Linked DNA regions of Homo sapiens: region 1 is linked to region 2. A link is a loop called in an ENCODE intact Hi-C map of the cell type or tissue named here. Cell type or tissue: chondrocyte. All regions are shown on one strand. Each heading gives the region's core, and the rest is flanking DNA. Links, peaks and the distances in the headings are about the cores only.

Region 1 (4,333 bases), core at 334-4,333, 120 kb before region 2:
TGCACTTTCTTCAGGAGTTAGTTATTACAGACCGAAATTCAGGTCGTTCAATGGAAAAGATCCATGCCTTCACAACATTCTCCTCTACACACTACAGGAGGAAAATGATAAAAACAAAGTAACAAACAGAAACAACAGGCCAGCTGAGGCCCAAAAAGTGTAAGTGACAGGACTCCTAAGGTGTTTAGACGTAGAGGGAGAGTGAGCAAAACCAAAAACCAAACACGAAACCAAACCTTTCAAACTTGGGTGAGAATTGGTCCTTTCACATAAGATTCTTTGGCAAAGTATACACCACCCCACCTATACAAAAACTGAGACTTTATTTTGAAACACCAAGTCAAATGTATTGCCTGCTTGATCAGACATCAGTAATTTCACATTTGCTTTTCTTAGATTTCTATCCCATTTGCTTCCAATAGATCTGAGGCAGCTCATGCTTCAGACTCTGTGAGAGGCCAGAAGCCCACCTGTGCGTGGAGAGATGATCACAAGTAAGTGAATCAACTGATTCCACATATCCCCTGGTGGGGCAGCACCTCCAGAGATGCCCCTGGAATTTGCGATGTCTCATTCCAAGGAGGAACCAGTGACTGTCATTTTGGGGTAAGCACTCCTAGTTCTCAGGGTTTCAAGACAGACACCTAAGGCACCTACAAACATTGTTCATAATATCTAGTGATTGTTTTATAAGACATATCACTGTGTACAAGGTGTTGCAAAGTAATTCCGCCTTTTTAAGTAAAAATAATGAGGCAGCAGATATCAGACAGCCAAATCTCCAGGAAAAGAGTAGTAAGAAGCTTTAGCTGTAAGGTATCATATTTTATTAAACCAAAGACCTCTGAGAGTTCAGGTGGGACTCGTTTCTAGTCAAGACACAGTACAAGAACTGTATTAACTTTCTGCCTGAAATAACCACAAAATCAGGCAAAATATACGAAGCAACAGTTTTCGAAGCACTGAGTACTGGGCTATGAAAGACAGTGAATCTCAGAAAGATGGGAGACAAACAGGCCCCAACTGCTCAGCTTCCTGTGTGAAGAGCTTCCAGGTTGTGGTGTGGGGGCCCTGAGTAGCTGGGACTACAGGCATGCAACACCCCACTAGGCTAATTTTTAAATTTTTTGTAGAGATGGGGTTTCACCATGTTGCCTAGGCTGGTCTCGAACTCCTGGGCTCAAGCGATCAGGCCACCTCAGCCCCCCAAAGTGCTGGGATTACAGGTGTGAGCCACTGAGCCCAGACTCTCAATACTGTTAAGAATTTAATTCTCCTACATTGATCTGTAGATTCTATATACCGTCAATCAAAATCTTAGCACACTTTCTTATACAAATTGGCCGATTCTAAAATTCACATGGAAACACAAGGGACCAAGAATAGCCAGAAACCTGTGCAAATGTATGAAGCTGGGGGGCCAACACACCCTGATTTCACAACTCACTCCTCCTACTCCTACGTGGTTTTTGACAAAGGAGCAAAGGCAATTCAGTAGGGGAAAAGAGACTGAAAAACTGGACATTTGCAGGGAAAACACTGACTCTAGACTTTTCTTTGTATTTTTTTGAAATGGAGTCTCACTCTGTTGCTCAGGCTGGAGTACAGTGGCACAACCTCGGCTCACTGCAACCTCCGCCTCCCGGGTTCAAGCGATTCTCCGGCCTCAGCCTCCCAAGTAGCTGGGATTACAGGTGCCTGCCACCACGCCCGGCTAATTTTTTGTACTTTTAGTAGAGATGGGGTTTCACCATGTTGGCCAGGCTGGTCTCAAAATCCTGACGCTCAGGCGATCTACCCACCTTGGCCTCCCAAAGTGCTGGGATTACAGGCATGAGCCACTGCACCCGACTCTGACTCTAGATTTGTATTTCACAATATATACAAAAATTCACTCTACATAGATCGTAGACCTAGATGTAAAACCTAAAACTCTAAAATGTCTGGAAGAAAGTATAAGAGAAAACTTTGTGACCTCAGATTAAGCAAGATTTCTTGGATACTAAAAGCACAATCCATAGAAGAACAAACTGATACATGTGACTTGAAAACTTAAAACAATTACTCTTCAAATGGCACAGTTAAGAGAATCAAAAGACAAGTTGAAGACTAGGCAGAAAGTATTTGCAAGGCGAATATCTGATACAGGACTTGTATCCAGAATACATAATAAACTCAAATACTCAATAATAAGAAAATAACCAACCCAATAAAAATGAGCAAAATATTTAAATAGACACTTCGTCAACGAAGATACATAGAATGGCAAGTAAATACAAAGATGCTTAGCATCAGAGGGAAATGCAAACTAAAACTACAATGACACTCCACCACACACCCACAAGCACAGCTAAAGTTACAGACTGAGGACACCACACGCTGGTGGCGGAGTGGAACTGGAGCTCCCATACACTGCTGGGAGAGACGCACACGCTGGTGGCGGAGTGGAACCGGAGCTCCCATACACTGCTGGGAGAGACGCAAAAGGGGCAGTCACTTGCAAAAACAAGAAATTCCGTACAAAGTTAAACATACATTTTCCATATGACCCTGAGAACTTACTTCTAGATAAAGAAGTAAGCAGAACTCACCTGAGAGGAGTAAGAATATATGTCCAAACAAAGGGTTATTCACAAATGTTTACAGCAGCTTTATTTAAAACAACCCAAGGCCAGGCGCGGTGGCTTATGCTGGTAAACCCAGCACTTTGAGAGACCGAGGTGGGTGGATCACCTGAGGTCAGGAGTTTGAGACCAGCCTGCCCAACATGGCGAAACCCCGACTCTACTAAAAATACAAAAATTAGCCAGGCGTGGTGGCAGGTGCCTGTAATCCCAGCGACTCGGGAGGCTGAGGCAGGAGAATCGCTTGAACCTGCGAGGTGGAGGTTGCAGTGAGCCAAGATCGTGCCATGGCACTCCAGCCTGGGCCACAAGAGTGAAACTCCGTCTCAAAGAACAAACAAACAAAAAACCCCAAACATGGACACCCAAATGTCCATTAACTGGTGAATGGATAAAACAACTGTGGTATACCCATTCTACTAGGTAATAAATTACAATCACACTGCGTTGTGCATGAATCTCAAAAGCACTGTCCTAAGTGAAAGCCAGATACAAAAGACTATGAAATACATGACTGCATTTAGATAAGGTTCTAGAAATCGCAAAATATAGTAACAGAAAGCAAATGGGGGACCGCCAAGGGCTAGGAGTCAGGGGAGAGGGCTGACTGCAAAAGTGGTCATGGCAATTTCGGGGGTGGTAGCAATATTCTACCATTCTACCAAGAAAGATTCCATCTTGACCGTGGTGCCGGTTACGTAACTGCATGCATCTGTTAAAACTTCCTGAAGTGCACATTATATGTAGACTCTATCTCAAAGCTGGTAAGAAAACATCATCCACTTACACTTCAGACAAAGAATGGATGTATGTACACCAAACTGTCAACAGTAGTTTTCTTTGGGTGGTAGGAGTATAGGTGATTGAAGTCTTCTTTTTTGTATTTTTTATAATTTTTACAATGCAGTCACTTGCATATCCAGAAAAAAAGTTTTTTTAATTCAAGCCTTTTAATAGAAATAATTGTATGACACATCGTGACCTAAAATATAGATATTAGACTACTGAATGAATGTTACTTTACAAAAAGAAGACACCAGAAAAAAAGTCGCTTATAAATAAAATATCCAAGTATGGTAAAATGTACTTTTTTGTTACTTCAGAAACGGAACACCATCACTTTGAATTAAATGCTACCAAATCTGTTTGAATACCTTAAAGGCAACCACTAATCACAAAACACAACAGAGAACAAAACCACTTTTTCTGAATTTTGAATTTTTTCAAAATCTGTTTGAATATCTTAAAGGCAACCATTAATCACAAAACACAACAGAGAAAAGACCCTCTTATTACTGTGGCAAGTGACACAGTCATGAGTTTTACATATAACGAGAAAATAATTTGCCGTATACTTGCAAAATATGAGTCACGTGGCTCCTAGAAACACACCTCCTTCTCTTCCGTAATGGGATAACTTTAAATATGGTTCTAAGCAGCTTAAGCCTGAAAACAAAAATTCCACCACGGCAATAAACAAAACCACTTGTTGCCTCTGGGGCTCCCGGCCCTGCAGTGGAGGCAAACGCCCTGCCTTTCCGCTCCCCGGCGAGAGCCTGCGAGGCACCCGGAGCGGCCGCCCGGCCGCGTCTGCGTCACGCGGGGCAGGAGCGGCGTCCCCAGCCCCGGCCGCCGCCTCACCTGGTAGAGCTCCTCGAGGTTGTACCTGATGGAGGTGCTGCTCTGCACGGCCCGCACCGCCTCGTGCA
Region 2 (4,382 bases), core at 74-4,073:
GCCTGAGCCGCACGCTGGGCCCTGCCCACTGCCGGCTTCTTTTCCGTCCCAACAATGACTTACCATGTGCAAGCACAGTGCACTGCGGCCCTGGAAACCCCGACTGCTGAGACGTTCTGTGTCTTGACAGACAAAGGCAGATGGCAGGAGTTGCTGATATTTATTCAAACGTCATCCATACAATAAAGAACTCTGCTTTTAAAATTCCATTTACATCAGCAGTTAAAAAAAAGTGACAGTGGATGAAACATGAAGCTGTAAAGTGCCTTTATGGGGAGGGTCACACAAGGGCGCGCAGCTGTGCGACGAGACGGAGGCACCGCGCCTGCACAGTACATCAGGGACATCGCGGGACACAGCACGCGTTCCAAATAACTTACACATCAGAGGAAAAGCTGCCGAGTCTCTGCATGCTTCCTATTTGATTCCGCACCCTGGAGGTCTGGCCAGTGACGGCTACAAGCCGCTGGGAGGGTAGCGTGAGGGGAATGCAGCCACGCCTGCCTCCACTGTGCTGGGGCTGGGAACCGTGAGGCTGTGAGGCGGCCCTCCCAGCAGCACGGGGACAGCGAATATGTCCTTTCCAGCAAGACACATATGTACACACATGGTCAGAGGTGCACACATACAAAAACATCTGCAGACTAGACACCGAAAGGGCTTCAAAAGTTTTGAACAGAATATGTTTCTGAAACACAAGAAGTTGGTAAAACAGAAGAGTTTTTTTCCAGTTCTGCTGTGACTTGAATAAAATACTCTCCCCACTTTCACTTCTGTACTCAAGGTGGTCACCAGGTGGCAGGTGGACCTGGGTGGGAGGCAGGGGGCGCGTGGGGAGTGGAGTGGAGGTGCGGCCTCCGAGGAGGCTGCAGTGCAGTGAGGCAGGGGCAGGGCTCTCTGAGCTATGGTCGGCAGCACTGGTCCACGCCACACCCTGCAGAAACTGCATCTTTGTATTTTCTTTAAAAGCAATAAAAATATCCTAATTCAGTGAAGCTCTTTAAAAAAATCAAGTCCCTGCATTTTTTTTGTAGAAAAGAACGTTAATTGTTTAAATTATAGTTTAAATTTTCTTTTGAAAATGAACCCTAGGTAGATAAAGGAATCTCCTTGGCTTCTAACTGCTTTTGGTGGTGGAGACACCACCTGATGTCACCCACGGACACGTTTTCATCCACCTGTGACCAGGGAGCTTCAGGGAGTGCCATCCGTTTCCATGGGAGAGCCCCCCCAAAGTCACTTAGTGGTATAAACAACGTGCTTCTATGTAAACCCCGGTAACAAAAAAATAGTTTTCTATCAAATACAGTATCAAATTGTCATTTCATGTAAACACAGTGATTCCTGGTGAAGAATTGAGGCCAAAGTACCACAAAAAATGGCCACGGGATTGATCCCTGCTTGAAAAAATCCTAAAACTTGTAAAAGCTAAAGAGACCCCGTGCCCCGCTCTCCTCAGGCCGTTGGCCAGAGGATCCTCCACTTCTCCGGAAGCAGCTCCACCACGGTCCGCGCGTCCCCTGAAAGCACCGTCCAGAGGCAGAAGCAGCACGGTGGAGCCAGGACGAGATGCCGCTGCCCGGCGCCTGCCGCCCGGGGCTGTTCCCTGCGGCCCCTCCTCTGTGGGCTCTGGAGTCTCCGGGGAAGCCCCAGCGGGCCGGGGTCTTCCGTGGAACCTGCCTCTGCCCCGGAGGGGTCCTCTGCAGCCCGCACGGCCAGGCGCTCTGGGTGGGGGCGGTGAGGTGCCCCTTCCTCGGGGCGTCCGGGGGCCGCGCCCTCCCCACGCCACCGCAGCCCCAGACAGCGCGCGGGTCTCCGGCGCCGAGGCCGCGCTACCCCTGCAGGTCGGAGAAGGGGGCCTGGCCGCCCTCGCTGCAGCTGGACGAGTTGCTCAGCACGGCCGACCCCGGGCTCGACTCTGCGGGGAGATCAGGCGGGGACGGGCTTCGGCGTCGGCTCTGCCGGGCACACACGGGGCAGCTTCCTCGCCCGGGCCCTTGGCAGCGTCACGGGTGGGCTCGGGGCACGTGGGCCTTACCTGAGCTGCTCAGGCACTGGGCCGAGCCGGACGGGCCGAGCCGGACGGACAGGCTGCTGGCCGGCACCCAGCCCTCCTTGCCAGTGGTCGGGTCCCTGACGTACCTGCAAGGGGCGAGGGTCAGCGGCAGCCACGTGCGGGGCAGTCCGGGGCTGAGCGCGGGGTCTTACCAGAGGCCCTCGTCGCCCTCCTGCACCAGCTCCACCACGTCCCCGCTCCTCACGCGCAGCGCATCGGGGCCTCCCTTCTCGTGGTCCGCCACGACCGTGTATTTACCTGGAACCTGGTGGGAGACGGGCAGGGGCACAGACAGCGTCAGCACCCGCCCCGGCAGCAGCCCCACAGCAGCCAGGCGGAGTGCCGGGCCTTAGCGCCCTGCCCCGGTGGGAGCTCCTGGCCACGACCAGCTCCGGGGAAGGGCTCCAGCCTTGGGAGGAGGCTACGCCGCAGGGCATGACTACCGCAGCGGCGATGGAAGGCGTCTGTGAATCTGTCTTTGGGCCCAGCTGCCCCAGCCCCTCACGCTGGTCTCCACACACAGCTCTCGGCCCCAGGGCCTTTGCGCCTGCATACCCGCCTCCCGGAGGGCCCTTCCGTGCTTTCAGGTCTTATTTCCATGCTGCTTTGCTGAGGCCTTCCTTGGTACTCCCCGACTCGCCCGTCCTCTGCCCTCCCTCTCCCTGCAGCTGTCCTGCCCAACCTCCCCAAGCCTCACTCCTCTTTCTCTCCTCACTGTAAGAGTGGAGGTTCCTGTCTGTGCTGTTCCCGCTTTGTCTCCGGGGCCTAGAACTGTGCCTGGCACACAGCGGATGCTGCACAGATGTCATGGAACACGTTCCGTTGGGGAATGGGGACCCAGGAAGCGGCAGCTGTTCCTACAGAGTGGGGAGATTCACAGCCTCCTGGTGCTGCGTGTGGTGGGCTGCGGAGGGGTGCTGCCGGCTGCAGGGCCTGGAGCAGGAGGACGGTGACTGGGCCACCTGCCCTCACGTGATGGCCTGGAGCAGGAGGACGGTGACTGGGCCACCTGCTCTCACATGATGGCCTGGAGCAAGAGGACGGTGACTGGGCTGCCTGCCCTCACGTGATGGCCTGTACTGGCTCCTGCCTCTGTGGTGCCCAGAGTAGCCAGGATCACTCCCCACACCCCACAAAGAATGAGATCCAAATCCCTCCCCAGGCCCCGTGCACCCTGTTCCACCAGCCTGTTTCCCCTCCTGCCACGTGGCCTCCGCCTCTGTGTCCCCCACATCTGTTCTCACGCCCAGGCCTTCCTTCATGCTGTCTCTGTGGGAGAGGCCAGAGGCCCCGAGGGCTCTCCCTACCCTTCCACGCCTGGCTTCTCTGCCCTTCCAGAGCCTCCGGGACCTGTCCCCTTTGCACCTCCAGCCTTGGGGCATGGACCACGCACAGCACAGAAGGTGCAGCAGACACTTCTTGGTGTAACCCTCACTGGAATGATTAACACATGGCAGCTTTTTCTTGCTTCTGACATTAACAATGAATGTTTTTTCAAATGCAAATCCATGCTTAGCAGTTCCATTTTCTTACAAAATGAGAATTGTATGTATAGTTAGGAAGGCTCAGTGACAGCATTCTATGACATAAAGGGTAGGGGGGTGGGGACTGTCTCCTCTGAGGAAGGTGCACCCACGAGTGGGCTCTACAGGAGGCTGGGTGGGCACCTGGAAATTAACCCAGAAACACAAAGTGCTGCTGAGACAGAGGAGCTAGGAGGAGCTGGGGCTGCATCCTAAGACCCAGGCCCAGGTGGACCTTCCAGAGAGAGTTAGGAGGAGCTGGGGCTGTGCCCCAAGACCCAGGTCTGGGTGGACCTTCCAGAGAGAGTTAGGAGGAGCTGGCACTGCCCGTAAGACCCAGGCCCATGTGGACCTTCCAGGGTTAGGAGGAGCTGGGGCTGTGTCCTAAGACCCAAGCCTGGGTGGACCTGCCAGAAGCACCCCTAATCCCCGGAGGGCAGCCCCCACCCCAAGTGCCCACAGGGAAGCCGTGGTTACCAGCTTCTTGGGGCCCAACCCGCCGTCCTCCTCTGCGTCGGACGAGTTAATCTGCTCCTCTGCACTTGACCAGCCCCCGTCGTCCTCAGGTGCCTCCAGTGAGTGGGACGTTTTGCTCCAACCTAAGAGAGACAGACACCCGTGAGGGACCCCCCGGTGATGAGCCGCTGTCTGCATCTGTCTGAGGTGGGGTCAGCTAAGTCCCACAGACCCCCTGAAATGTGTGCCGTGGGCCCCCAACAGAGCCTGTCATCTTCCCGGGTTCATAAAGAGCTGAGCAGGACACCCCTGCAAACTTCCAGAATGCCTGGCACGTTTCAGGGTTT

Evidence for each region. A loop is a pair of places that touch in the nucleus more often than their neighbours do. Peaks named below come from ENCODE experiments on the same cell type or tissue, not always from the same donor. Only the 100,000 strongest peaks of a DNase experiment are listed, where the experiment ranks them.
Region 1: it touches region 2 in a loop (1.8-fold over the local background); 1 of 110 quality-filtered maps calls a loop at or near these places.

Annotation. Positions count from the first base shown.
Region 1 is chr13:113,210,021-113,214,353 of GRCh38, reverse strand. It overlaps CUL4A (cullin 4A), which reads right to left. Exons shown (of 20, transcript NM_001008895.4): 2 at 4,266-4,333. Among named protein-coding and RNA genes, the nearest start is that of CUL4A, 2.6 kb to the right of the region's middle. RefSeq lists a silencer at 4,246-4,333. In chondrocyte, for the core only: CTCF peaks have their summits at 2,376 and 4,210; a DNase peak (open chromatin) is centred at 4,268.
Region 2 is chr13:113,094,310-113,098,691 of GRCh38, reverse strand. MCF2L (MCF.2 cell line derived transforming sequence like) reads right to left here. Exons shown (of 30, transcript NM_001112732.3): 27 at 4,057-4,178; 28 at 2,209-2,321; 29 at 2,039-2,142; 30 at 1-1,918. The coding sequence ends at 1,833. Among named protein-coding and RNA genes, the nearest start is that of F7, 9.3 kb to the left of the region's middle. RefSeq lists an enhancer at 1,901-2,401. In chondrocyte, for the core only: no CTCF peak of the experiment used is centred there; DNase peaks (open chromatin) are centred at 2,494, 2,821, 3,041 and 3,341.